7 separate regions of the Homo sapiens genome follow, and regions 1, 2, 3, 4, 5 and 7 are each linked to region 6. The links are chromatin loops, found by intact Hi-C in ENCODE. Cell type or tissue: MCF 10A. All regions are shown on one strand. Region 1 overlaps LOC105377684 (a long non-coding RNA gene). Region 2 has its middle 98 kb from the start of LINC01847. Region 3 overlaps ADRA1B (adrenoceptor alpha 1B). Region 4 has its middle 140 kb from the start of LINC01847. Region 5 has its middle 21 kb from the start of LINC01845. Region 6 holds the start of LOC105377684 (a long non-coding RNA gene). Region 7 overlaps UBLCP1 (ubiquitin like domain containing CTD phosphatase 1).

The links. A loop is a pair of places that touch in the nucleus more often than their neighbours do. Peaks named below come from ENCODE experiments on the same cell type or tissue, not always from the same donor. Only the 100,000 strongest peaks of a DNase experiment are listed, where the experiment ranks them.
Region 1: it touches region 6 in a loop (8-fold over the local background); 5 of 110 quality-filtered maps call a loop at or near these places.
Region 2: it touches region 6 in a loop (4-fold over the local background); 18 of 110 quality-filtered maps call a loop at or near these places.
Region 3: a loop joins it to region 6, with 11 times the contacts of the local background. A loop is called at or near these places in 20 of 110 quality-filtered maps.
Region 4: a loop joins it to region 6, with 2.5 times the contacts of the local background. A loop is called at or near these places in 2 of 110 quality-filtered maps.
Region 5: a loop joins it to region 6, with 5 times the contacts of the local background. A loop is called at or near these places in 32 of 110 quality-filtered maps.
Region 7: it touches region 6 in a loop (10-fold over the local background); 2 of 110 quality-filtered maps call a loop at or near these places.

What each region holds. Positions count from the first base shown.
Region 1 is chr5:159,580,094-159,584,093 of GRCh38, reverse strand. It overlaps LOC105377684 (a long non-coding RNA gene), which reads right to left. Exons shown (of 20, transcript XR_941139.3): 13 at 3,659-3,780; 14 at 377-494. Among named protein-coding and RNA genes, the nearest start is that of LINC01845, 120 kb to the right of the region's middle. In MCF 10A, no CTCF peak of the experiment used is centred here; DNase peaks (open chromatin) are centred at 633, 1,143, 1,993 and 2,373.
Region 2 is chr5:159,771,508-159,775,507 of GRCh38, reverse strand. No RefSeq gene overlaps it. Among named protein-coding and RNA genes, the nearest start is that of LINC01847, 98 kb to the left of the region's middle. RefSeq lists enhancers at 521-1,028, 1,706-1,795, 1,444-1,956, 1,906-2,035, 1,957-2,471 and a silencer at 2,206-2,255. In MCF 10A, no CTCF peak of the experiment used is centred here; a DNase peak (open chromatin) is centred at 2,027.
Region 3 is chr5:159,963,656-159,967,655 of GRCh38, reverse strand. The region is part of intron 1 of ADRA1B (adrenoceptor alpha 1B); the gene reads right to left. Among named protein-coding and RNA genes, the nearest start is that of TTC1, 43 kb to the left of the region's middle. In MCF 10A, a CTCF peak has its summit at 1,929; a DNase peak (open chromatin) is centred at 1,895.
Region 4 is chr5:159,733,783-159,737,782 of GRCh38, reverse strand. No RefSeq gene overlaps it. Among named protein-coding and RNA genes, the nearest start is that of LINC01847, 140 kb to the left of the region's middle. In MCF 10A, no CTCF peak of the experiment used is centred here; DNase peaks (open chromatin) are centred at 1,332 and 1,632.
Region 5 is chr5:159,442,906-159,446,905 of GRCh38, reverse strand. No RefSeq gene overlaps it. Among named protein-coding and RNA genes, the nearest start is that of LINC01845, 21 kb to the left of the region's middle. In MCF 10A, a CTCF peak has its summit at 2,235 (motif pointing left); a DNase peak (open chromatin) is centred at 2,235.
Region 6 is chr5:159,514,468-159,518,467 of GRCh38, reverse strand. All of the region lies in intron 2 of LOC105377685 (a long non-coding RNA gene), which reads left to right. It overlaps LOC105377684 (a long non-coding RNA gene), which reads right to left and starts at 2,891. Exons shown (of 20, transcript XR_941139.3): 1 at 2,384-2,891; 2 at 41-184. RefSeq lists an enhancer at 2,509-2,558. In MCF 10A, a CTCF peak has its summit at 2,462 (motif pointing left); a DNase peak (open chromatin) is centred at 2,437.
Region 7 is chr5:159,284,938-159,288,937 of GRCh38, reverse strand. UBLCP1 (ubiquitin like domain containing CTD phosphatase 1) reads right to left here. Exons shown (of 11, transcript NM_145049.5): 11 at 2,902-4,000. Among named protein-coding and RNA genes, the nearest start is that of UBLCP1, 24 kb to the right of the region's middle. In MCF 10A, a CTCF peak has its summit at 2,331 (motif pointing left); a DNase peak (open chromatin) is centred at 2,297.

The DNA.
Region 1 (4,000 bases), 66 kb before region 6:
GACAGTTGCTTTATCTACAAAATGAGAATAATATCAGTAATTTACCAGGTCATGGTGAGGATTAGATGTAGTAGAGCATTGTAAAGAATGTAGCTAATAATTCCATGCAATCTAATAAATGTAGCATGTGAGAAGGCAGTTGTGCTAGTTATCTTTTGCTTTGTAACAAATTACCCTAAAACATAGTGACTTAAAACATAACTTAGTGACTTAAAACAAAAACTTATTATTTTATAGTTTCTTTGGGCCAAGAATCTATGCATGGCTTAGCTTACTGCCTCTGGTTCTAAGGTTTCTTACAAGGCTACAACTAATGTATTGGTCAGGGCAGCAATCTCACTCGAAGTCTTGACTGGGGGAGGATATATTTACTCACATGGTTGTTGGCAGGATTTGGTTTCTTGCTGTATTGAGGTCCTCATTGTCCTGTTGGCTCTCTCATATTCTTAGCCATGTTGCTTTCTCCATAGGGCAGTTCAAAACATGACAGCAAGCTTCCCAGAAAATTAATAAAAGAGAAAGAGTGTCCAAGATGGAAGCTATAGTTTTTTTGTAACTGAACCTTGAAAGTGATATCCTATGACCTTATACCACATTCTATTCATTAGAAATGAGTCACTAGGTCTGGCACATACTCAAGGGGATTGGCATTACCAAGGGTGTTACCAAGGGCATGAAGACCAGGAGGTGGGGATCCCTGAAGGCTATCTTAGAGGCTGCTGACCACAGGGGGGTAAAGTGTGAATAAGAGTAAAAACATACTCTGGAATAAGACTATACCCAATTCTCCTTATGAATGGAATTTCTCTACATGCTAAAATTTATTTGTAACTTTAAGATCAACACTCATGGCACATTTGTGGTCACTTGCAGGTATTCTTAGAGCAGCAAAAAATTTGAGTCACTCAACACAAGCATTCCTAGCTGAGGTGGGACAACAAAGTGACACTCTGCTTTTTTCATTTCAGCTCTCAGCCTGAGAACAAGTGTCTCTTTTGTGGTCTATTTAGTGCCCCATTTTTTCTCATTTTTATGCTTCATGATGGTGATTTTGTTGTTTAAAATGGTCCCAAAGCATAGTGCTAAAGTGATCCTAAGTAGAAGGCTGCTGTGTGCCTTACAGACAAAATATATGCGTAAGAGAAGCATCATTTGGGGATGAGTCACAGTGCTGTTGCTATAAGTTCAGTGTTAATGAATCAAAAGTGTATATTGAATAAGATATCTTTAAACAAAACATAATTAAAACAAGGTTATATATTGATCAGAGGCTCAAAGGAATCTAACCCTGTGTTTCCTGTAGGAGCAACTGTTTAGTACTTGTTAATTCAGTGCTCACAGCCACTTTATAGAACATAACTGCCACAAATAATGAGAACTGACTGTGTTTGCGTAAAATCAACTCCACCACTTGCCCAGCTGTGCCATCCTGGGAAAGCTTCTTAACCTCTCTGTGTTTTATCTTTATTAAGAGAAAAACAGGGATACCATAGGACCTACAGCCAAGGGCTTTGGGGAGGATAAACTGTGATGTTCCTGGTACAGCAACTGGCACACAGCAAATGCTTAATAAATAGGAGATATTATTATAATTATTATTGTCTGAGTTCAGTTTCTTCATGATCATAGCAAATTTTCCGGAAGTGTACTTTCTTCTATTCTGGGACAGTATCTGGTGCAGAGTAGGCACTTATGAAAGATATATTAAATGAAATAAGAATTCTCTGATCATATTAGGTGGAAGATCAAAAGCTGGAAGAAAGCAAGTTCCTCTGTTCCTGGTCTCTGGGTTTGATATTACCATTGTGGCTGGCAGGGGTGGGAGGGCGTGAAACATTATAAAAACTCTCTCATTAGAACCCACATCAAGACACTAAATCCATAGCATTGACAGACTGTTGACTCACCTCCCCCTGGAACCCAGAGAATGCCCAGCAGATGGAAATGTACCCAAGACGAAGAAGCCGTGGTATTTTCCCCATGTCACCAGGCGTGAAGCCAGAAGTGGATTTGGCAGTAGTATACAATGGGATTAATCATCTGTAAATAAGTCACCTACGTTGCCTTGGAGATGATTTTTTCATCTCTAAATGCCAAGTCATCACCATAAGAACTGAGGTGTGACATCCGTACGGCCTCTGGGCTTGGTATCTGACCTTGCATTTGCAAGTTGCTCTTCAAGCTGTCTTTCCTCAAAATGGAAAGCATTTGGGAGCTGTCCACTACAGACTATCTCAGGGAGAGTGTGTAGGTGGATTTCAGGGGCTACAACCATTAGTCCTCTCTTAGGAAGCCAGAAGTTATGCAGGAGGGTTATTGGTGGCACAGCTAAAGGAGAGTGTGCATTGTATCCTGTTTCTTCATGGCATCCTGATGAAGCTGTGTGACTCAGAACCAGTTAATTTCTCTGAGATTTAGTTGTCCTCATTTGTGAAATAGCATCTATTTTGCAAAGCCTATGGAAACTGACCCAGATGAAGGAGAAACTTAAGCATATTCTTGGTGGAGTCATATCGCCACCTACCCCTTCTTCTCAGGGTTTAGTAATAGCTACTAACAATAGCTAACTTTAATTGAGCACTTATCTTGTCCCAGACATTATCTCATCTACTCTCCCCTTAACACTATTGTTATTTCCATTGAACAGATGAAGGAACTGAGACACGGAGATGTGAAGTAATGTTTCCAAAGTCACATAGCTAACAAGTCGGGGAGCGGGAATTTATCCCCAGCCTATCTGACTCCAGAGTCTGTGCTAACGTCTAGCAGCTTCCCTTAAAGATATCTGTATTTTAACAAGGGCATCTTGGAGACAACAAGATACATGCTGGAATTTCAGGTGGAACATTCGGCTAGTGAGAAAGACATCTGCAGAAAACAGGCCCTGCAGCACGCCTTACCCATGATTATCTTCCTCTACTTGAGAGCTGACCACAGTGCAATCAAACTAGAACTCAGGGTTGAGAGCTGACCGCCTAAAGTGGGATTGGAAAATTAAACTCACTCATTATTTCTTCCTTCTTAAATAAAGGACTATGATTAATTTGGTGTATTGAGCTGTGATTAACTCTGAGACTTTAGGGTCTCAGAGTTTACGGGGCTGAAGTGCAAGGGCAGACGCCCCCCAAATTCCACAGACCCTCTCCCACTCCCCAGCTTTATTTTTCAGCATCTGCTGGGCCTTGTCACTACTCTTCCCAACAATTTCTGAGCTAGCTATAAAAATCTCCCATTTTACAGACAAGAAAGTGAAGGCAGAGCAGTTACATGACCTAACAAGATAGAAAACAACTAATAGATATAACTGGGATTCATATCCAAGGGTGCCTGGCTTCAACATCAGACCTCCCTTTCCCGACATGGTCACCCCAGAAGGCTTCCCTGATGCTGCAAACCTAGGCCTTGTGCCAAAAGGCTTCATGAGTCTGGCTGCTACTAGGTGGCAGCTGAAACTGTGGAGTGTGCGGTGTGGCTGTGGAGTGTGGCAGGTGATGGGTGTGCCACAAAAAACAAAATCCTCTCTGGAGACAGACAGAAGATGTGGCCTGGAACACCAGCTCACATGTATTAGGGGCTTAATGTGACTCGGGTTGTAAGTTACCTTTTATCACACCAAGGAGAAATGGAACTCGAAAGATTCTTGTGCCAGAATTCCTACCTTGGATGTCAACCACAGTTTTGAAGAATGTTTCTTATTCACGTCAAAAAGGTCAACTTGTAGGCCAGCACCACAAAAATCCCTTCAAACATGGAATATCTTTCAAGCATTAATACCTTGAGCTGGAAGCAATAGAGATTTTTTTTGTTTTATTTTAAGACATAGGACAGATTCTGACACCCAACCCTAGAGCAATTTGGTGCCTATTGAACCAAAAATGGCTGCAGCAGCACGCACTGGTGCAAGTATAAATTGAAATAACATTCTGGAGGACAATTTAGCAATATGGATCAAAGAGATTAAACATGTGTGTAGTCTTTTATCCAGCCATTCTGCTTTTAG
Region 2 (4,000 bases), 260 kb before region 6:
CATTCTTTATTCCAGTCACACTGGCCTTTCCCTGAGGGCTTTGCCTGGCCTGTCCCCTCTGCCTGAAGCACTGCCCCTCTCACCCATGTTTTGTTACTTTCTTCTCATCCTTTAGATCCTGCGCAACTGTTACATCATTAAAGCATCCTGTCCATGCCTTTTAGAATACAGCAGTCCTCACCTGCCTTCTCATAAGACCACTTACCTGTGTCTGGGGGCACTCTCATGGTGGGAATTTCACAGTTATTTGTGTCTTTTTAAAAATTGACCTATTCCCTTCCAGAATTAATCTCCATGAAAGTGGTACCATGTCTGTTATTGCCCTCCAATGAATTTCTAGTGCCTATCACAGCACCTGGCACACAGTAAATACTCAGTACATATTGTAGAATAATTACATGAATTCCGTTTTTCGGTTGCCAGCACCAATGGATAGAAGAAGCTTCTTTAAAGACCAGGGCTGTGCCTCCTTTTCACATGGAGCTCATTGAAGGCCACTTCGCCCATACCCCAGACCCTAGAAGAAGCTTACTGCATTAGCCCTAGTCTTGCAAATGGCTCTCTGGCCTTTCAAGAGGATCCGTGAAGGGCCTGGGTGAGGCGCTATGGCATCCATGCCTCTTCCTAGTTGTTCTCCTTTCCTCTTCTGCAGAAACTCTATCAACCAGGGACAGCCTGAATGCCTCCTTCACCAGGAAGCTCTCCCTGATCTTCCTTTCCCACCAGTAGGGCATTCATTCTGCCGGCTTTGTTACCAATAGAACTGATTTCCCTCTGTCCTTGTAAATGCAGCTGGCTATTGTCTGAGCTGTTAGCTCGTTTGCCCTCTGGCTAAGTCGCTAGCCCTCAAACAGGTGCCTGGGGTGAACCCGCTCCCAGCTTCCTGTTTTCCACTTTTCCTCCTTTGCCCCCATTGCTGCAGGTATACTGAATGCTTTTCAGTTTTTCAAACCCGTCATGATCTCTGGCACTTCTGGGGTTAGGCACATGCTGTTCTCTCTGAGTGAAACTCTCTTCCCGAACCTCCTCTCCATATGCTTAACTTCCAATTAGCTTCCCAGCCTTGGCTTCAAAGTTACTGCCACCTGGAAACCTTCTTTGATTGCCTAGGTTAGGCTGGGTGCTCCTTCGCTGTATTGCGTGTGCCTCCAGCCCCCTAATGTAGCGTTTCTCACACCTTGTTTACCCGTCTTCCCTGCTAGAACGTGCGCTCCATGAGAGCTGGGACAGGTCAGTGTTACCTCGCTCACCTGGCACATGGTAGGTGCTTACTAACTACTTGGTGAATGCACAAAAAATAAATTAAGGCTGCCTTAGTCACCTTTGTAACCCTCTGTCTCCTCTGCCATTGTTCTCTGCACACAGCAGAGCTCGAAAATATTTGTCGGGTGGAAGGGGATGGAATTGAGTCCCCCCAGGTAAATGCTTCTGGACATATCTCAGAAAGAGTGCTATACGGTGAGCTCCTCGCAGCGGGACCACTCTTGTCCATCTCTGTAGCACCAGCACAGGCCTGGGCACACGGCAGGGATTCCACAGTGCTGCCACATTACTATTTTATTGGGTATACTGAGAGCTCTGCCACCGCTGGCAAGCCCCTTTCTCTCTCTGGCCTTAGTATCCCCATTGTAAAGCAGGGATAATCACGTGACCTGCCTTCAGGGCTGTTTTGAGGGTTAAGTGAATTATGACCTTAGCACATGTAGTAGAGCGATGAGTATGAGCTATTGCTCTCCCCTTTGTCACCTGCCACATCACATCTGTTTTTTTTTTTTCTTCCGGGCAAGGGCTGGCTTTGAGCGCCAAGCTGTGGAACCCAGGCCGGTAGCAGCCGAGGCGCAGGCCCCAGGTCTCTCCGGTTCCCGCCCGACCCCGCGCCACGGTCCTCGCCGTTTTGCTTTCGAGACACACCTGGCTGCTGCCGCGCGCCCCGGGCGCAGCCGCCCTTGGCCTGGCGCCCCCGCCTTTTTGCGGCCGGCGCTCGTGGAAGTTTCCGCGGCCGGTGGTGAGTCACTGCCCTTTTTTTAGCAGCCGCGGTGGATGTGCATCATAATTCACCCAGGCTCCCGAGAGCCCGGCTGCTGCCGCCGCCGCCGCCGCAGACGTCAATGCAGACGAGCCCGGCGCTCGGCCCGGTGCGAGGGAGGAGACCCAGGTCCGCGCCGCTAGGCCGCTGCCCCGCTGAACAGCCGCGCGACGCCCTCCCCGCGAGCTAGGGGCGGAGGGCGCTGCGGAGCGCGCCCAGGAAGCTCACCCCTCGGGGGCGCCTTGGAGCCGAGGAAGGGCAGGCTGTGAAGACAGAGCGGGAGAAAAGCCAGGAAGCAGGCATCTGGGCGTCCGTCCACCCCTCATTCAGTCACCTGCTCTACCGTTAGCCATTCAGGCTCTCACACTAAGTCACTTAAGACCCCTCTCTTTCATCCATCCACCCACCCACCCATCCACCCGTTCGATCATTCATCCACCCGTCCACTCTTCTGCCAACCACCTACCGGCCTTCCTATTCAGGCATTTGACATACTAAGTTACTTAAGGTCCCCTCTATCCACCTGTCCATAGCACACATTTATTTACATCCCATCTCTCTACCTGTCTCAGTTCATCTATCCATCCATTCATCTATCCATCCATCCATCCATCCACCCACACCCTCACTCGTTTAAATTAGTATCTGTTATGCTGGATACTGGGAACACACAGATAATTAGGGCAGCATCTCAACCTGACTCTCTCAGAATTAAAGAAATAGGAGCGATAGAATTCTATTACAGTAGGATAAGAACTGTAGTAATAGTAATTAGAGTAATATAAAATAGTAATAATGTAGGCTAATGATAGTAACCCTATTACAGTAGGATAATAATAGTAATAGTAGCAGCTAATATTTATTGAGCATTTATTGCTAAGCAGTGTCCTTAGCTTTCCATATGTATATCTCATTGGAGACTTACACCAGCCCTGGGAGGTAGGTGCCATTATTATACCCAATTTTCAGGTGAAAGAAACAGAGGCTCACAGAAGTTGGAAAAGTCCAGTGCTTACATAGCTATTAAATGACCAAAATGGTTAGAAGCCAGTGCTTCTTGCTAATGTCCTGGCTGGCATTTGTTACCTGTAGAGGTTAGCATGTTAAAAGGAGTTCAGTTGGATCAGTTATGCCATCTCTCTGAGCCTTGCTTTTCTGTAAAAATAGGGACACCATTTAGGGATAAATGTGTACTGTATATTAGGCCTTGCATCCATTTGCAAGGACTGAAGTGTCTGAAAAACTTATTACCCACCAAGATTAGAGAATAAGAATAGGGTATGGAGAAAATGAGATGTGCCTATTATTATTATTATTATTGTTATTATTTTAATTTTATTATTACTATACTTTTAGGGTACATGTGCACAATGTGCAGGTTAGTTACATATGTATACATGTGCCATGCTGGTGTGCTGCACCCATTAACTCGTCATTTAGCATTAGGTATATCTCCTAATGCTATCCCTCCCCCCTCCCCCCACCCCACAACAGTCCCCAGAATGTGATGTTCCCCTTCCTGTGTCCATGTGTTCTCATTGTTCAATTCCCACCTATGAGTGAGAACATGCAGTGTTTGGTTTTTTGTCCTTGTGATAGTTTACTGAGAATGATGGTTTCCAATTTCATCCATGTCCCTACAAAGGACATGAACTCATCATTTTTTATGGCTGCATAGTATTCCATGGTGTAGATGTGCCACATTTTCTTAATCCAGTCTATCATTGTTGGACATTTGGGTTGGTTCCAAGTCTTTGCTATTGTGAATGGTGCCGCAATAAACATACGTGTGCATGTGTCTTTATAGCAGCATGATTTATAGTCCTTTGGGTATATACCCAGTAATGGGATGGCTGGGTCAAATGGTATTTCTAGTTCTAGATCCCTGAGGAATTGCCACACTGACTTCCACAATGGTTGAACTAGTTTACAGTCCCATCAACAGTGTAAAAGTGTGCCTATTTCTCCACATCC
Region 3 (4,000 bases), 450 kb before region 6:
GGATGACACAGACCCGTATTGAAACCTCTCTTGAGTTATTGGCTGTTCAGCTTTAGAAGAGTTAATTAGCCATCTCAGCCTCAATTTTCCCATCTGTAAAATGGGGACAATATCTATGTCATAGAGTTACTGTGAACACATGAAAATATCCATGTAAAATACTTGACACAGAGTCTGACATCTTGAAAATAATAAATAGTGACCATTTTCTAAATATACTTTATATCCTGACCCATTCTCTTCCAGGAACTCAGCTCTGATTAGCCCCACTCAACTCAGATGGACTTATTTATTCTGTACCCCATAGAATTCATACAAGCAGATCATATTTTGTTATTTTATTGTTTGCTTTTTCATGTTAAGCCATCCCAGGTCTGGCTGAATCCTAGTTCATCACCCAGATTGTAAATTCCTTCTGGAAAGGAGCTATATCTTCATTTCTTTTCTTTTCCCCTCCAGATTTGTATATTTTTTTTATTTCAAAAGTAATACATGCTGAATTTAAAAAATACGTATTACAAAAAATCTGTTAAGTCTAGAGTGAAAATACTCCACTTAAGCAGAAGGGATCAGAGTTAACAGTTTTATTTGGAATCCTTCCAGATTTAAAAAAATGGGGTCATACTGCACATACCTTTCCCCAAATTGCTCTCTTTGCTTACAGTATGTAAAAGATATTTCCTTGTCAAAGTACGTGGTGCTATTTCACTTCTCTCCCCACCCCACAAGGGCTGCATTACATCCTACTGTCTGGATAGATGGTAGTTTTATTTAATGCCTTCTCTATAGGTGATTTCCAATTTTTGGCTATTACGGACTGCAGTGATGAAAAGCCACATGCATTCACTTTTTCATGCACATTTGGGTGTTTCTGTGCAATAAATTCACATGAGGAATCACTGGGTCATTTCCACATTTAAGCCCTGACAGCCAAATTGCCTTTTGAACTGGTTGTACTAATTTACCCACCTATCAACTGTGCCTGAATCTGACATTTTCCCTACAACTCCCCACCTCTGGGCTCTTTCAGCCTTTTTAATCCTCACTTGTTTGGTAGGTGAACACTGATCTTGCCCTCTTGTTCCATTTGCATTTCATTTTATTTTGTCCTCCTTTGCACCCTGAACAAGTCCTCAGTGACTTCTGACAGGGAGTCCCCTTTTTTATTGGAATGGGACTCCCTGGAATAGAATCCTGGCTCTGGCCATGTGACCTTGGGCCAGTTTCATACTGTCCCTAAGCCTTAGTTCCTCATCAGTAAGATGGGCTAATAATAGTACTGACCTCTCTGATTGTTGTGAGGATTAAGCAAGGTAAAAACATGTAGAGTCCTTATGAGCACTCTGGATCCCAGGTGTCTGTCACTCAGTCAACTCTGCATGAATAGTAATTAACTAAATAATAATTATTGTCCCTGTAAATCCCTGATTGGGCTGGAAATCTAATTTTAGGAAACATATTTGGGGTCTATTTTACTACATGTATCATTTTGGGTGAACTGCTTTCCAGTTTTGTGCCTGTTTTCTTTCTTTAATTGAGTGGTGTGAGCTGGGTCTTTTTCAGCCTTAAAATTCAGAGTTCTGGCTGGGTATGGTGGCTCACACCTGTAATCCAGCACTTTGGGAGGCCAAGGAGGGCGGATTACCTGAGGTCAGGAGTTTGAGACCAGCCTCGCCAACATGGTAAAACCCTGTCTTTACTAAACATACACAAATTAGCCAAAATGCTCGCTTGAACCCAGGAGGTGGAAGTTGCAGTGAGCTGAGATCGCTCCATTGCTCTACAGCCTGGTCTGTGTCAAAAAAATAAATAAATAAATAAATAAATTCAGATCCCTCATGAAGTCAGAGACCAAAGCCTTGCCCATCCCTGCTGGGGCGTGCCTGCTTCCCTAGACTTTCACCACAGCGGGGCAGTGTGGGTCAGGGACTGGACCGCCAGGCTGCCACAGATGCCACAAATTTTTCGACCCCCTCCTTCCTCCTTCTTCCTCTGCCAGCACAGTAGCTGCTGGGATTAGGGGGGTCCCGTTTGCTGCACTGGCCTGCCTTGGTGGAAACCAAGAAGCTGTCGTTAAGTAACAAGATGCTAAGCCTGTTAGGCATGTAAGAGGATGTGTGGCAGGGATCGTTTCCCCTGGGCAGCCAAACAGACCTGTCACTGGAGAAGAGTGTGGTGGGTGAAGCTGCTGGGTGAGGGGAGTAAATACAACAGGAAGTGTGGGTTCCTGGAAGGCCTGGACACTCTGTGCTGGAAGTCAGGGCTGCGCTGGGCTCTTTAACAATGCCACTAACCCCCTGTGCATGTTCCCGAGCCTGGCCCTGAGCCTGCCTCCGCTTCCCTTGCTCATGGAATGTTCCTGATGCTCCTTGCCCTGCCTCTTGGAATCATGGCTCGCCAGGCCTGGGAAGCCTCCTTCCTTAATGGAGGGCCAGTGAGGGTGAGGGGAGTGACTCACTCAAGGTCACTCAACTGGTGAATGGCAGAGTGGCCACCACGACCTGTTCAAGTTGCCATTCATTTGCTTCAGCAAATATTTATTGAGGCAGTGGAGTTTAGTGGTTAAGGACCTGCTCAGACATCACAGGTAGGTAGATCTGGGTTCAAACCCTAGCCCTGGCATTCTCAGCTGGGCGACCTTGGAGAAGATCCTTAAGTTTGGTGAGGCTTGGTTTCCTGGAAAATTGGGAGGGTAATAATTATTTTCTGTACGGATGAGGTGAGCTCAGGCTTGGTAAGTACCTGGCACATTGAAAGCACTCAATAAGTATAGCTATGATGACTGCTTTGAGCGCTGCTACTGTTACAACTGCCAGCACCGCTGTTACCACCAGTACCACTGCTACCAAGATGAAGAAGGTGGTGAAGAGGATGAGGTCTATGTGCTGTGTGGGCATTGAGACTTACCCTACTGCTCTTTCCAATACCAGCTGAATTATGGTCTCCACGTGGTTCCTGAACCTGCTAAAATTGTGGGCAACATTCCTATATTTTCTTGGTTAGGGTCCATAGCTGTCGTCATGGTCTCAAGGGGATCAGTAACCCTCAAAGGGTTGAGACTCCCCCATCCCAGGTCTAAAGCTTGCTAAGCATTCATCATTCTGCCACCTGGACCACCATTTACTTAGCGCTTTTCTTTGCGTCAATTAGTTTTTGGTATCTCAATTCTTTTGAAGGAAGCTTTCTATCACTATTTTAAAACTTGCATCATTTACTATAAATAAAACATCATGGTGGAGAAAATAAGATGAAAACAAAACAATGTTTGTACCTCCTGGATAGCTCCAGACTGTGGTGTGAATGAGGCCTGCTCCCTCTTTCTCGAAAAGGGAGATTAGCAGTGGTTGAGAGGTGCTGAAGACATTTTGGCCCTAAACTGAGAGGCACTGCTCTCTGAGGAACCTAAAGGATTGAAAGAGAAGTGAACAGGGAACCACTTTGTCTCTGGAGAGCCCAGGCCCTGGCACACGTAGTAGGTGCTGAAATAGATATTTGCTCAGTGATGGACTGACTGAATATGTGACTCACGGTTTCTTGTGCTATCTCTAGATGTCATTTCAATCTTGCACACCACCCAAATCCATAGTGAATTTCTCCTGCTATGTAGGTGCAGCCCTGGGAAACCACATGTGGGAAGCATTTCTATTATTTTATTCTTTTTTTTCCGGGGTGGGGTGGTGAGGGGAGGAGGGATAAATCGAGGAACAGATGTTGCCGTGAGCCCACCCACATCACTTAGTCTTTGAGTGCCCAAGGGCGATTTAGAGGGACTGAGAAGTGCAAGGGTCAAAGGCTCACATTGAGCAGGATATACACAGGGAAAAACATTTCTTGGCTGGACATGGCCCCAGCAGGTCATCCTTAAGCTGACATTCAACAAATCTGAACAGTGAACAATGAACAGTGGAGGTCTCAACACTCCGTGAACCTGAGGGCCACTCATCAAAACCTCAGGGCATGTCTGTAGAATAGCAGCTACCATTTAACAAGCTCTGACTCT
Region 4 (4,000 bases), 220 kb before region 6:
AAAGAGAAAGCCAAGCATGGAGGTGGGATGGGGTAAGCAGTTACTGTCTTCTTTAGGGCCCCATGAAAAGGCAATTCCTGAGACAGACTAATCACACCAGAACAATGTGTGTTCACCTTCTTGCTAACTGGCTAGCAGCTGTTTCCAGATGCCCCCCATTTTGGTTATGTAAGCCGGGCTCACCCACATGCAAAGCCCTTCTCTATGAAGCTCAGCAGATGCCATTAACTTCTCTTCATTCTGATGGGATCAGTCTCTGCTTGCGAGAGCCTTGAAACTGCAGCTCTGCAATGCTGGCACCAAAGTCAGGGCGCAGAGCTGTCTGCAAAGGCCACCCTCTGTCCACAGATGATGCAATGGGTCAGTGTCTTTCTCACCATGGGGACAGCAGTTGACATGGAAACGGTTGTTCTTGCTTCTACACATAACCATTACGCCTCACCCAGGCTTACCAAATGTTGAAAATATTTGTCTGCCCAGCATCCATTTTTTCTACCTCTAGGAACTGCATCAAGATTATCTTCTGGGAAGTCATCCTTGCTGAACTCCCAAACCTGTTGTTTTAGATAGTATGTGTTCTACCCCAGCCCTAAGCCGAGCATGTGACTTATACCTGGTCAAACTAAGTCACAGGAAGTTTTTAGTTATAGACATGTGACCCATTCTGTATCCATGAGTGTCAGCTCTGGGATTCTGCTGAAGTGATTAGGAAAGTGACAGGGTTTTGCTGGCTGTTGTCAAGCTGATGAAATGAGCCTGGAGCCGTTGGTGTCTTATCTTTCCCACAAGCAGCATAGAACATGCTAGAAAATACAGTTCAGAGGAAAAGCAGAGTTGAGGGACTGAGAGAAACACATTTACACTGATATGATTTGAGCATCTGGATTCAGCCTCACCTGGATTTAACTACAATTTTAGACTTTTCAATTATATGAAAAAATTTATGTCTTTTTTGCTGAGGGAAGTTTGAATTAGGTTTCTGTCACCTGCACCCCAAAAAGTTCTGATGAATGTACAGAAAAGTCCTGATGAAATGTTCTCCCTTCACAGAGATTTTCACAGGAATTGGGCAGAATTAGACATAACTATGAAAGTGCCAGTTTTAAGCAACCAGTACCTTTCTAGAAGTGCTGTTAGGTATCAGTGTATCAGCACATGACAATCAAGAGCTTAGCTGGCAAGCACTTGCTGTGTACCCATGGTGGGAAGCAGGGCCGACTAGGGTCCCTGTTCTCATTGAGTGTGCAGTCTAGCCAGGAAGGCTGAACTAACATAGGTTAATACTTTAAGCAGAAGTTCTTACCTTCATGGCCACGGTACATTGGTGAGTCACAATATATTATGAGTTGTACCACAAGTAATTTGTGACTCATGAAGCTAAAGTACCAATATTATTGACAGATGATTTAAAAAACAAACATGAATTAGAGTAGATTCAAGGTTATCGCAATAATAATGTCATATTCATTCACTTCGTTCTCTAGGATGTTTTCCTGAGTGGGAGAGAAAGAGTGGGCATAACAGCTATGGCCCACGCACCCCTGTCTCCCGGAGTGTGTTGTTCCCAAAGATGTCATCTACCATATGTGTTTAGGCAATCATAATAATGTCAGTGTGAAGCAGGAGGAGGAGGAGCAACAGCAGAAGAATTGCTAATGTTTACTGTGCACTGATGAGGCAATAGGTACTATGCTGAGTGCGTTACAAGGATTGTTTCATTTAATGTACATGAGAAACCTCTATGTACTTTTTCTCCTGTTTTGTAGTTGAAAGAACAACTAGCTGCTGAACAGAGTGAGTCTGTCTCAAGTACTTCTGGAGTTCAGAGAAGGGAGAGCTCAGTATAGGCTAGAGTTGTTGGGAAAGGTCCCAAGGAGGACGTGTGACTTAAGCAGGGAGAAGTAGAATCTGTAAAAACAGAGGAGCCAAGGAGGACATTGCAGGCTTTGGTATAAATGAGACAAGTACAGTACATAGGGTGCCAGTCTCACCCTCTGGACACCTTTAGTGTTGGTACCAGGATACTGCATTGGTGTTGAGCAATTGCATTTGTCTTGCAGTGGCTATTCCACACATCCCATCCTACCTCCAGGACTTTGTCCAAGCTGTTGCTTTTATCCTTGCCCCTGTGGCTGAGTAGCTCCTGAGTGATACTCTGGACCCTCTGAGGTTCTTTCTACCCTCCCTCGAGAAGAGAAGCTGCTCCCTCTAAGAGAAGCAAAGCAAATTATTCTTTCCTTGGCTGCCTCTTCCCAGGACTCTCCACTGTGGTATCCCTCCTGGGCCCAACCCCAGCTACAGATTTTTCACATGCTTCTCCTTGGCTGGCCCCAAAATCTAGATCAGCCTCTCCTGCATGCCAAAACAATTAGGTTGGTGCAAAAGTAATTGCAGTTTTTTCCATTACTTTCGATGGCAAAACCTCAATTACTTTGCACCAACCTAATTGTTTTGGCATGCAGGTTTTTGGCATGTGGTTTTTGCCATTACTTTCAATGGCATCCTGAGACAAGACTTGATCTTATCACTTCCCATGTCAAAACCTTTAAAGTTAAAAATGAGCATTTAGTAAATGCTTAATGTGTGGCCAGCCCTGTGCAAGCATTTGTATGCATTGCTTTATTGAATCTTCACCAGGAGTCTGTAAAATAGGACTATGATCATCTATCTTTTATAGATGAGGAGATTGTAGCTCAGAGACGTTAAGTAAATGATGTTATGTTGGAAGCAAGGGCAGCTGCATGGTGCCAGACAGACCACACTCTTAAGCACGATGCTCCCATCCCTCTAACACATCAATTGTTGTCTTCAGGATAAAATCCCACAGCCTTGACCCAACAATCCAGGCTCTCCACCATCAAGACTTGATTTAATTCTCTAGTCTCCACTTCCCACCTTGCCTGACAACACATTTCAACTGCTGGACCAGACAAGATGGCATGCAGTTCCCCACCTCTGTGCCCGCATTTGTGCCTGGTTCTCCACCAGGAATGCCATCTTCACTTGTTGATCCACCCTTTAAAATCTACCTTTTCCAGGAGTATTTTCAATTCTTTCTCTTACTTCATTGTTACCAAAATTAAACTCTGCCTCTCCCATGTATGTCCTTCGTATAGCTTTAGAAATGCATTGCATGGTCAGTCTTGCTTTTCTGTTATTTGCATGCAGTTACTTTATCATAAACCCCTAACAGGCAGGAAGTGGGTTTTACTTTTCATGAGTTTCTCATGGGCGCTTAGATCAGAGCCCTGCCCTCATGGGTAGGTTCTGTTCCCCCTCTGCCAGAAAGCAAAAGGTCCTTCCCAGAACTTCTCTCCACCTTCCTTCATCCAAAGCTGAGTCTTGTTTTTCATTTGTTTGTCAAATAAAGTGGATGGGCTTAAGACAGAAAAGGGCCATGGATATACCAGGCATATAGCAGTGCAAAAGGCAAACACTGTTTCTAAGCTAAAGTTTTCTCCCTGATGTTCCCAAAAGTCCTATCTTATTTATGATCCCTGGCAATTGCCAGCTTCACATCATGGTGAACTTTTTTTTTTTTTTTTTTTTTTTTTTTTTTTTTTTTTTTTTTTGAGACGGAGTCTCGCTCTGTCGCCCAGGCCGGACTGCAGTGGCGCAATCTCGGCTCACTGCAAGCTCCGCTTCCCGGGTTCACGCCATTCTCCTGCCTCAGCCTCCCCAGTAGCTGGGACTACAGGCGCCCGCCACCGCGCCCGGCTAATTTTTTGTATTTTTAGTAGAGACGGGGTTTCACCTTGTTAGCCAGGATGGTCTCGATCTCCTGACCTCATGATCCACCCGCCTCGGCCTCCCAAAGTGCTGGGATTACAGGCGTGAGCCACCGCGCCCGGCCGGTGAACATTTTATTATGCAAACTCAAGGTGCATTGTCCTCATGAGCTAAGGATCCTTAAAGCTAAGGTTCTGTAATGATATTGCATTATAAATTGATTTTATTTCCCAAAATGATAAAATAAAATTGATTTTATTTCCCAAAATGA
Region 5 (4,000 bases), 72 kb after region 6:
TGGGGACAGACTGGAGGAGAGGTGGTGGCCTGGAGACTCTGAGGGCAGGTGGACGTGGCGCAGCATGAAGGGTCAGGATCTGGACTCCTGTGTTGATTCCACCAGCCCTGGTAAACCATTCAGAGCTCCTGAGCCTCACCTATAACCAGCTGCCTTGTGGGGCCATTAGGAGAAACAGGATGGGCTTCACAAGAGCCCATCTCTTCATCTGTCCCCTGCTCTTTTCCCCAAGAGAGGGGAATAGCACAGCAGTGAGCAGCCCAGGCTGGGAATGAATCCTCCATCTACCACTTGCTCACTACATGACCTCCCACAGGTTTCTAAACCAACCTTCTGCCTCAGTATTGTTTAAGGGTCTGGCACATGGTTAATGAACAGTTTTTATGAAATGTAAAAGAATGCAAGAGAGTAATCTGATCCCAAGGCGGGAGTGAGAAGAAAGCTGGGTGTGGCGCAAAGGTAGATTCTTACTGTTGGTGTCTTAGAACTTGAACATTGTCCTGTCCCCACTATTCTCCCCGCTACATTTCCAGGTCAGGGGCATATTGATGTGCAAACCTCTGGCATGGCTGGGCTGCTGGCCCTGGGATCCTCCGAGAAGCCGCAGGTACTAAAGCCTTTCTCTTAGTTGTGACTGAATTGAGATCCATATGTGCTCTCTACCCTGTGGAAGTGGAGTCAGAGAGATGGCAGTTTAAATTCCAGCCCTGCCACTTAGCTGTGTGACCTTGGCCAAATCAGTTACCCTCTCTGTGCCTCATTTTCCTAATGTGTAAAATGCAAATAATGATAGGTAGCACCCGCTCATATGGTGGCACATTACTGGATACATCCACATCCCCAAAACAAATGCCATGCTCTCCAGTCTCCTTGTCTTTGCATTTGGTCTTTCCTCTAATACTCTCTTCCCTCCTCATCTCTGTCTGCCAGAACCCAGACTAATCCTCAGGGCCCTGCTCAAATGACCCCACTTCTGGGAAGTGTCTCCAGGTGTTTCTATCGTGTGTGGCCTCCTCTTCCTTCTGGTATCCTGGACATACAACCTTTCTATGGAAGTCACCCTGGCATGGGGTGAATGATACACATATGTTATTCCTAGCCCCCTTCTTGACCATAAGGGTTGGAATCAGACCTGGGATTGACTCCAGCTTTGCCACTTAATAGCTGTGTGACCTTGGCTAGGTTACTTAAGTTCTCTGATCCTCAGTTTCCCCATCTGTAAAAAAGATGTAACAAAACACCTACCTCATAAGGTTTGTGGCAAGGATTAAGGGAGGTAATGCCTACAAAACCTTCAGCACAATGCTTAGCACATCGTATGTCCTTAATAGGAGTAATGATTATTAGCACTGAGTAGGTGCTGAGTCTGAAAGGCTTTCACTTGAAATTCATTCCTTAGGGGCCCCCTCCAATTCAGATAGCTTCCAAAATGCACATCTTGGGGTTAGTGATGGCCCCAGGGAGGGGCAACTGGTGAATTCTCAGTAAAGACTTAGCTGCTCTTTTGACATCAGAACTTTTGGTGCTTAATGGAACAGCAGAGAAGAGAAGACAAAGAAACAGAAGCTTGAAAGGAGTTCCAAGGAGACCCACATGTTCTGTGTTTAAACCTCAGGACAAACTTGCAATGTCACCATTGATGACCCTGAGATTCAGAAGAATTAAGTGACTTACTCAAGGCCTTACAACCAGTGGAGACATACCCAGATCACTTTTACTCTAGGGCTCATGGAGAGAAGAGGCGGTAGGTGGAGGAAGGGGAGAGAATGCTCATCCAGCAAGAGCACACACTCTCATTATACAGCAGGCAAAGCAATCTGTGGAAATGTATGGTCTTATTTATGGAAAATTAATTCAGCATACAACTTCATCATAATACCATTTCTCGAAACATTAACTCCCATCAATGTTGTAAAAGTCTGAGAAGCTACAAAATGTCTTTTTCTAAAACCTCCTATTATCTATAAACATCCACTTTTCAGGCCAACCAAGATTTCCCTCCTCTCCCGTTTGCCCTGTTGGTTTTAAGTCTAGAAAGGTCTGGAGTGGCTGTACGTGTTAATGGGGCTTGAGAAAGGTTCTCATCAGCCTGAAAGCCCAGGGGAAAGCAAAGCTCACTTTAACTGCTCTGTAAATTAGAGTCTCCCTTTTTGGTTTAAATCCACAGACACAGATGTCTTACCTTCACCAGTCCTAGAAACGGTGGTGAAGAATTCTTCTTTCTCTTGGCCGATATTGCCCTCTAGTGATCCAACTCTACTTGAAAAATAGAAAGAATCCATGAAATAGACAAATGACTCCTTCACACTCACTGGTTCACTCACTCACCTAGCCAGCCTTCCCGCCACTCACTTTCTCATCATTGGTTACAGGCCTATTAGGCACCAATCAACATGGATTCTGGGATGCCCTAGGTGTTGAATGATTCACCTGCAAAACCTAAGAGTCTGGAGAAAATGGCCCACATCTGCAATCCCAGCTCTGCCTCTTAAAGCCCCAAAGACCCTGGGAGTGGGAGTTAGTCCCCCAGGCTGGACCTGTTTCCTCACCATGGAGTAGAAATACCAACTTCTCCATCTTCAAAATATACAATATAACATGCATATCCTCTTAATCTTATCTTTTTTATTATTTGTAGAGATGGGGGTGGGGTCTTACTAGGTTATGTTGCCTGGGCTGGTCTCAAACTCCTGAGCTCAAGTGATCCTCCCACCTTGGTCTCCCAAAGTGCTGGGATTACAGGCATGAACCACTGCACCTAACCTTATCTTTATTTTATTTTCACAACCAACTCCTGGAGCACACTTAGATTTTTATCACAAAGAAAAAGCAGAGAAGCGCCAGGCACAGTGGCTCACGCCTGTAATCCCAGCACTTTAGGAGGCCGAGGCAGGCACATCATGAGGTCAGGAGTTGGAGACCAGCCTGATCAACATGGTGAAACACCATTGCTACTAAAAATACAAAAATTAGCCGGGTGTGGTGGCGCGCACCTGTAATCCCAGCTACTCAGGAGGCTGAGGTAGGAGAATCGCTTGAACCCGGGAGGCAGAGGTTGCAGTGAGCTGAGATCGCACCACGGCACTCCAGCCTGGGTGACAGAGCGAGGCTCCATCTTAAAAAAACAAAAACAAAAAGAAAAAGCAGAGAAGCTACTAGGTAAGCTCAGAAGCCTTAGGTTCAAATCCTGGTTCTGCCAGTTACCTACTTTGTTACCGTGGGCAAACTACTTAACCTCTCTCTGTCTCTTTTTTCCTGTCTGTAAAATGAATAGGATTGAGAACAGTTTAGGTTTGCAAACTTTGGTATAAGCAAAATTCCCTGGCAAGCTTATTAACAGGACAGACCCTCCTTCTCAAATTTAACAATCTGGAAAATCTGAAAATGGCCCTGGACCTTCTGAGCAGTTAACAAGCTGCCTAACAATACACAACAGCCACTGAGAGCAAGTGCGGTTGAGCCAGCGCACCGGTCCTCAAACTTGGCTGCACATTGAAATCAGCTGGGGAGCTTGAAAATGCTGACGGCCCCTCACACACCCCCACTAGATTCTGACATAACTAGTCCAAAGTAAAGCCTGGCATTGGGATTTTTAAGAATTGCTGGAGCAATTCCCCTGTGAAGCCAGGGCTGAAACCCCACTTCCTTAGCCCAATGCCAAAAAAACTTAATAAATGTTGAAAGAAGTCCTACCAATACATCCACATCATGACTCAAACACTATGCTTTTATTCAACACTAACAACAAAATAGTAAGCCTCTATCAGGTGCCAGGCACTGAAGATAGAGCCATCATCAAGCCAAAACAAAAAGACAGAAATCTCTGTGCTCAGGGAGATGGCAATAATGCTGCAGGCCAATTTGTCATTTTGCACTGGGCCCCCAAAATTATGTAGCCATCCCAGTGAGTTGGGGCTGCATATCACAGATGGCCTTACAGCTCACAGTGAGAACTCTTTTTCTCTTTGAGATGGGAAGCATTACAACTCCCACAGTTTTC
Region 6 (4,000 bases):
TGTGCCTGATGTCCCAATCTTGCTGTGGCAATGGCCTTACCTGCAAATGGCACGCAGCACATAGCTCTAAAACAGCAACAGGACAAGGCAAGTGCAAAAGGAAATGCTCCCAGTGTGCCCATCATCATTTTTCTTGCTAGATGGAGGGTATTGGAATCTATTCCTCATCTCAGAGGTGGGCAAACTGTGGAAATCAAACCAGTGGGTAACACCAGGGATGTAGATTAGTGGAAGTCAGCCGACTCTCAGAGAGGCAATTATGTAATAATTATAACATTGTTATGTAACAATTATAAAGGGGACTTCCAGACCACTTCTGAGACAGACATCATGCCAAGTGCTTTATGCACTATCCCAATTAATACTCAGAACAACCTTGTGAGGCAGGTACCATTATTATTCACATTTCACACATGGATGGCAAAACGGAGGCTCAAAGGTCCTAAGGGCCTTATCCAGGACTACAGAGCTAATGAGGACAGCTGACTAATGAGCAAATGAAGACAGTCCTCTTGTCTCCTAGTCTGTATCAAAGGAATATCAAAGGAATCTGGTCTGAGAAGGCCCAAAAAGAAGAGCTGCCTTTTTTTGAGTATGTGCTAACCTTTGAGGAAAGGTCTCTGTATGGTTGCACATAGCGGCTCTGTGAGGAAGATGTGCTTATCATCCTCATGGAACGAATGAAATGGGTTCAGTAGATGAGTGGGGAGCAATAAGCTTAATAGGATGGATGGAATCGAGAGGGTAGGTAAGTCTGGGAGGTCTGTGAGTCATCTACATAGGATTGGCAGGTTGCTTTTAAGGTTTCCTTTCTTCAGCGGTCACTCTTCTATTTAATATTCGACTAGCAATAGTCTGAACCTGTCCCTCTCCACTGGACCACACCAGCATGAGGCATCTTCAGTTTCCTTCCCTGGTTTTACTGTCACTCCCTGAAGAATGCTTACTGCTTTGTCCAAATCCCTTCAGGTGACTTTTTGTCATCTTTAGACACTGGGGCTTTGTTTATCCTGCTTTGTCTCAAGTTGAACATTCGAGAGCATCTAATGCACAACACCAAAGTTGGCACTTTGGTCAGCTTCCCAAAGCTGACACCGAGTTCTACCCGTGAATGGGGCATGAGGGCCAGGCCCACCTTTTTATACAATACTAGGGGAAGTGATGGTGCCCTTGGCTGGCACTGTTTGAATGCAGCAGCCCCAATGAAAGTGCCTATCTCCCACATTACCACACACACACCAGCACTAGGTATTAACATCTTCAACAAGTGAAAAATTGATTGCTTTTAAATTCGCATTGCAAAACAAATATTTTACACTGCAAAGCACAAAACAAGTTCAAGTCCAACATATAACGTTAGTTAGAGGGCACACAATCTACATAATGACAATGTTAGTGTTGTCAGGACAAAGACCTTTTTTAAGTACTTGCTAAGTACCAGGTACTCTGATAAACACTTTATATACTTTAATGACCACCCTGTGAGGTAGCTATAGTTACTGTCTTGTTTACAGACAAGGAAGCAGAGGCACAGAGAAACAAAGTAATTTAACTTGCTCCAGGACTTAGCAAATCAGTAACTGAGCCAAGACAGCCCCACTAAGGCAGTGGAGCATCCAAGAGGGACATGTTTGGTGGGCCTTAGTCTCTCCTCTGTCAACCACTTTCAGGTGATTCAGGCGTATTATGTCCTTCTCCAAGCCTCTGCTACTCATTGTTAAAGTGTTGGAGACTCACCTGGTTGCTGTGAAGACCAAATGGGAAGGGGATGGGGGAAGAGATAAAGAGGAGAGAAAAAGAAGAGATAGAGAGAGGGAACGGGAGGGGAAGGAAGGTCAACGTCCCTGATTAACAGTAGCATAAGCTGTAAAAACATCCAACACTCCGATTATTTCCACCAAAGACATTTCTTCACTAAATTCTGGGCAAGCCAGGCCACTGACTATGGATGGGGAACCTAAACCTGGTCACTTCCCATTCCTGGGCACCCTCTCTGCAAAAAGAACAGAGTTGATTATCCCTGAAGAGTCCCTAGAGCTAAAGAATGTGTCATAATGGGGGACCTAGCCGAGTGGAGTGACTCATGCCTATAATCCCAGCACTTTGGGAGGTCGAAGCAGGGGGATTGCTTGAACCCAGGAGTTTGAGAACAGCCTACGCAACATAGTGAGACCTCATCTCTACTAAATGTTTTTAATTAGCTGAGCATGGGACCTGTAGTCCCAGCTACTCAGGAGGCTGACACAGAAGGATTGCTGGGGCCCAGGAGTTCGAGGTTGTGGTGAGCTATGATTGCACCATTGCACTTCAGCCTGGGCAACAAAGTAAGACCCTGTCTCTAAAAAAAAAAAAAAAAAAAAAAAAAAACTGAGTTGACTCATACCTTCTTCCTGTTCCCATCACCTGCCAAGCAGCAGATGGGTCAGTAGCCACCAGCGACACCTGCAGGCGGCGGGAAGCCCTGCAGCTGCTCAGGACGAAGGCTCAGGACTCCGTGGTGTTATTAACACTTCATTGAGTTGAGGGAAGGTCTTTGATTTTCTTTAAATCGAAAGTCTGGGGGAGAGTTCGTGTTTGTTAAACAATCTCATGCATCAAGAAGTATAATTCCCAGGAATTTCCACTCTGCTACCTGTTTCGTGAAATGCAGCAAGGAAATTTGTACTGTTCTCTCATAGACACATTCAAGACTGATCTAAATTTCAGATGCAGCAAGCAGTGGCCTTGGTTTCATTTTTTAAGGGTAGTATGAAGGTATTCCATGTCCCTCAACAAAATCCTCTCTTTCCTAAGCCTGTTGAGAAAGATTTACTTGCTATTATCAATTAACTCCTTTGGACTAGGCTCTGACCTCTTTTTGAAGAGCATTTTGAAAATGCAAACTTTGTGATAGAGATAATCCATTAAGTCTCTATCACATAGTGTAAATGACCATCAGGCTGCTCATTTTAATTATTCACTCTATAAATCTGGGGAAAACCCCTCGACTCTCTGTGACTCTGTTTTCTCAGCTGTGAAGTGGAAATAATGGTGACTGTAAAGATTAGCTGATGCAGCCCACATTAAGGGCACAATGCCTGGCACAGTCAACATGGAAGCGATGGAAGGCGTGGTGGTGGGAGTCATAGTAGCAGCAGCAGGAGAGGAGTTATTGTTGTCCACACCAAAAGAGATGAGGAGAAGTAAGACCAGTCAGTACCTGGAAGGGAAAAGGAGTACTAAAAGGAAAGCAGATAGAAGACGAAAGCCACCAACTGGGCCATTTTGCTGAGAGCTGATCCTGGTGACTACATGGCAGATACAGACAACCAGGGCGCCTGCCACCAACTCAGCAGGAGTTAGGTCCCAGGCACCTCAGCTCAGACACTGAATTCATTCTCTTTGAATCTTCGTAAGAACTGGATGAAGTAGATTGTACTTATAGCCGTCATTTACAGTTGAGAAAACTGAGCCTCAGAGAGTTAGGGCAACTTGCCTTAAAGGCATACAGCAAAGAGGCAACAGAACCAGGATCCAAACCATCTCTGTCTGGCCTCAAAGCCTAAATGGCCAACTCAGAACCACTGCCCTAGGAACCATAGGCAACATCAAGCAGCTTCATTTCTGCCTATTCCCTGGCTCAGGAGGCTGCAGCAACAGGGTGGGGTGGGGGGTGGTTGTGGGGGTACAGTGCACGTAGCTCTTCTCTCTTCAGAGTCTGGAGATTATAACCTTGCAGCAAGCAGACAAGCCCTAGCCCAGGAAGGGCTAGATCTGAAGCCCTGCTATCTGCTTCATTTCATCAGGCTGCCGGCGGCCGAGCACAGGAAATTAAAAGCAACTCGTAGATCATAGAGCGTGGCACCCAGTGATCTCAGACAGAATCCATCCCCTTCCCTCCCACTTTTCCTTGTGCAAGAGCATGGCTTTCAGCAGTCTGTTGCTGAATTTGTGCAGGGAATCAGGCTGCCCTAGTCGTTAGGGCCCTGGAGGCAAACAAGGAGACCCCGCCTTCGGAGGG
Region 7 (4,000 bases), 230 kb after region 6:
TTTTAACATCTGACATTCATATAAGCCTTTGCTGCTTCCAAGTCCTTCCATGGGAACTGTCTCATTTGACTTTGCCACAGCCTATGGGAAAGGCAGACAGGTGCAGAATTTTTTTAAGTAGAAGGAAGCAAAAGTTAAATGAGTTGAAGTGACTTGCCCAAGGTCCTGTTGCCAATAAAGAGGGATTTTAGTCACATGTTTTTCTGACAAACCACTGGCTCTTTCAAAAGCCTTATTTAGGAAGCTACAGCAGTTCTCCTCACAGATTATCCAACAAGAAGTAATAGCAATCAGTGCTCCAGAGAATTAAGAACTGGGAATAAAAGTAAGAGGGATTTGTATTCAATTAAATAATTGATTTACCTCTAGATTCCTGAAAAGTCATCAGTTTGGCCTTTAGTGTAACAAATTATACACATACACTAATGTGTGTTCATCATAGCCATATTGGTTTATGGAAACATCATTAAAGCTTAGCAGTCTTTGTTTTTGATATTTTTAAGGTTTTGTTTCTACTGTTTACAAATGTTCTTAAAAGCTGTAAGTTCAGCTTTTAAAGCTTTTTGGAAGCAAACCAGCATTTTAATGAGTAACAGTTCATATCAGGAAATATCCTTATGTTTGCATTTAAGTGCTTGCTTACTTCCAAAGTGTTTTTACGAAATTATTAATGTGGGAGGTGTGCAAGATTTTAAACACTTTACATGGAAGCTCATTGACATTACTAGATAACTGACACCATTTTTAGCCCTACAGGATGCTTCGTATTGATTTCAGTTCTTATAAGGCACTAATTTCTCAGAAGTCTTTGCTAAATCTATGAAACTGATTACAAAAAGATTCTCTTAAGATTTAAACACTAAGCACTCTGAAGAGATGCCTGCAATCCCAGGATCACTGCAGCATTATTTACAATAGCCAAGATATAGAAAAAAACAAAGTACTTATCAAGGGATGAATGGATTTTTAAAATATGGTGTATATATATATGAATACTATTCAGCCTTAAAAAACTCAGGAAATTCTGTCATTTGTGACATGAATGAAGCTAAAGGACATTATGCTAAATGAAATAAGCCAGGTACAGAGAGACACAATACTATCTCACTTATACGTAGAAATCTAAAAAGTCAAACTCACAGAAGCAGAGAGTAAAAGCGGTTACCAGAGGTTGGGGAGGGCGGTGGTGGTGGATGGGGAAAGATGAGATGTTGGTCAAAGAGTACAAAGTTTCAGTTTAATAAGAGGAATACATTCTGGTGATCTATTGCACAGCATAGTGACTACAGTTAATAATAACGTATACTTCAAAACAGCTAAAAAAGAGGATTTAAAATGTTTTCACTACCAGGAAATGATAAATATTTGAGGTGAATATGCTAATTAGCCTGATTCAATCATTCCACATTGGATATATGTATCAAAACACTATATTGTACCCCATAAACAACTGTCAATTAAAAATTTAAAATATTCAGATGTCTCACCAAGACTCACGTAGCAAAACTAAATCTTTACATAAATATCTAAGCATTTAATCTTCACAGACATTTCTTGGGCTAGTTCATAAGAAGATTGAATTTTGATGTAAAATACTTCATTGGAGACCATAACAGTTCGTCCCTTGAGAGAGCTCTGTTGAGTACTTGGGATGAGAAAACTCAACCGTTTATTATTCATGTTTTATTACCATTCTGACCACCCAATTGTTATTAATACCTAAAAACCAAGCAATAACCTAAAATGCAACTAATCTGCGTTTTTTTGCATATCCTTTTTTCCCAGTCCCTATCCTGTAGTTCCTCTTCCTCTCAAGGAACTATTTTACTTTCCATGAATAAAAAATAAGTTTCAGTTGCTTACTGTAACAACCTGTTTTTCCATTCCTTACCTTTTACACTGAAGAGCTGCTATAGGTATCATTAGTCCAATAACTGATTTCGGTAACAAAGACCTGAGGGGAAATTAGAAACTTCCCTCTGAATCAAAGATTTACTGATGTTCTGTAGTTTTTAGGCTAAATATACTTCGTATAATACTGTTTTAATGCTTAACACATGTATCTGATAAAAATAATTTGTGGTTTCACCAAAATATGCATCCAAATTAAGTGATCTATTGATTCAATTGTGTGTGCCACACACATAGATATATAGAGATGGAGCTGTTCAATAAGCCATGAGATGCAGAAGACAAATGAAAACTCCCACACTCTATAATGGTATTAATCACATATAGCACGTTATCTCAACAAGCTCAATGACAATGTTCTCCGGAGTGGCTTAATTAAGCACAGCAGCTAAGAAGCTTTGGTTTGGGCACCACCTAATGGCAGAATATGTTTTTGTAAAATTCTACTTTGCTCCCTGTGATTTGCTAACTTTTGTATTTTAGTTTATACTGATTTCGAAAATGTCTGCCCGTTCTTGACCTATGTTAATAGTTTAAGTGTTCCATTTTCTTGAGAAGATTAAGCCCTTTCCGTGCGTACTTTGGAATAAGTTGTCTTTTACAGTGGGAAAAATGTACCAATGAAAAATGAATACTCTAAAATTTCTGTTCTATCCTTAAATATTTAAATTTTACTTCATAATTAAGAAATATATTTTAATTGAATCACTTTAGAGTCCTCAAACTCTTCTGCACTGTATATCCTCAAAACCTGTCACAAAGAAAATAGTATATATTTCTGAAAAAAGGTACTTATTAGAATTAAGTAATTTTATGTATCTGATTAGCTGCTAAAACTACTCCTGAATGTATAAATAGTGATATACACACCTTTAACATCACCATACACATTTAAGTTTTTGCAAGAGATCCTTGCCTGAATATAATGTTCATTTTGTCATTCAACAAAGAGGTAAAATATATGTGGTAATATAGAACAGATAACGAATGTTTTAAGAAAAGATATTTATTATTTACACCACTGAAATTAGTCCTGTAAGAACAATATACACCATGTTTCTTTAAAAGGATCAATTCCTTTCAAATACAAGAACTGTATAAAGCAATATTGTCAACACAAAACAGTGGTCACATTACGTATCTGCAGGCTTAAGCATTGCAAATAATATATTTTTTTAATCTTATGGCTAGATATTTTCACTGAAACAGTGTTAGCACTTAGACAAGATATAGCTGGAACAGAACAAAAACTTTTTGTTCATGCTTTTTAGGAATGAATCAGTGATATGTCCCTTTTAAAAATTTATTGCCTTTAACTGCTTTTATGACAATGGTTTTAGGAAGATTCTACTTAGCCACCAAAAAGAGACTCATTCTTGTTCCTTAGTTTTTATTCTTCAGTCTTCTGTTTCTCATACTAAGACACAGCTGTGTCAAGACTGACATTTTCCAGCTTTACTTGGACATGTACACACATACAGGCCTAACTGAGACCGCTCAGAATTTAGAAATGTAACTAGTGGCATACAGAAGAGAAATTGTGTCTATGACAAAGAAATAAAAAATTCTTGGTAATTTTAAGCATAGCAAACTAGGTTCTTTAATTAAAAAGTTTTTTTTTGTTTTTTTTTTTGGTTTGTTTTTAAAGGGAAAAGTACTAGTTTCAACATGGGTTTGGTTTTAGATTTAGTCAGACAATAACACAATGAGACAAAAACACAAAACATAACTTGTTTCCAAAGTCACAAAATGACATTGTTGAGTATACATTTTTCTCCACTTTGTGTGTGTGTGTGTGTGTGTGTGTGTGTGTGTGTGTGTGTGTGTGTGGTGGGAGGGTGGGGTGGTCAGTAACCAACGCTGGAGAAAATATTTTTCAAGCGTAACAGAATATTCATATAGGGGACAAGCATTTTTTAGCATATTGCTATCATCTTCAAAAAATATAAAATTAAATTTACAAAAAACTGGAAGACCAAGTATAAGCAGTATGGTATTTGCTTCAGTGTCCAGCACTATCATAATGATTTCTAGCATAAAAGCAAGAAGTTCTTGGATCTTAAGTATCTTCAATAACTGCCAGTATAAC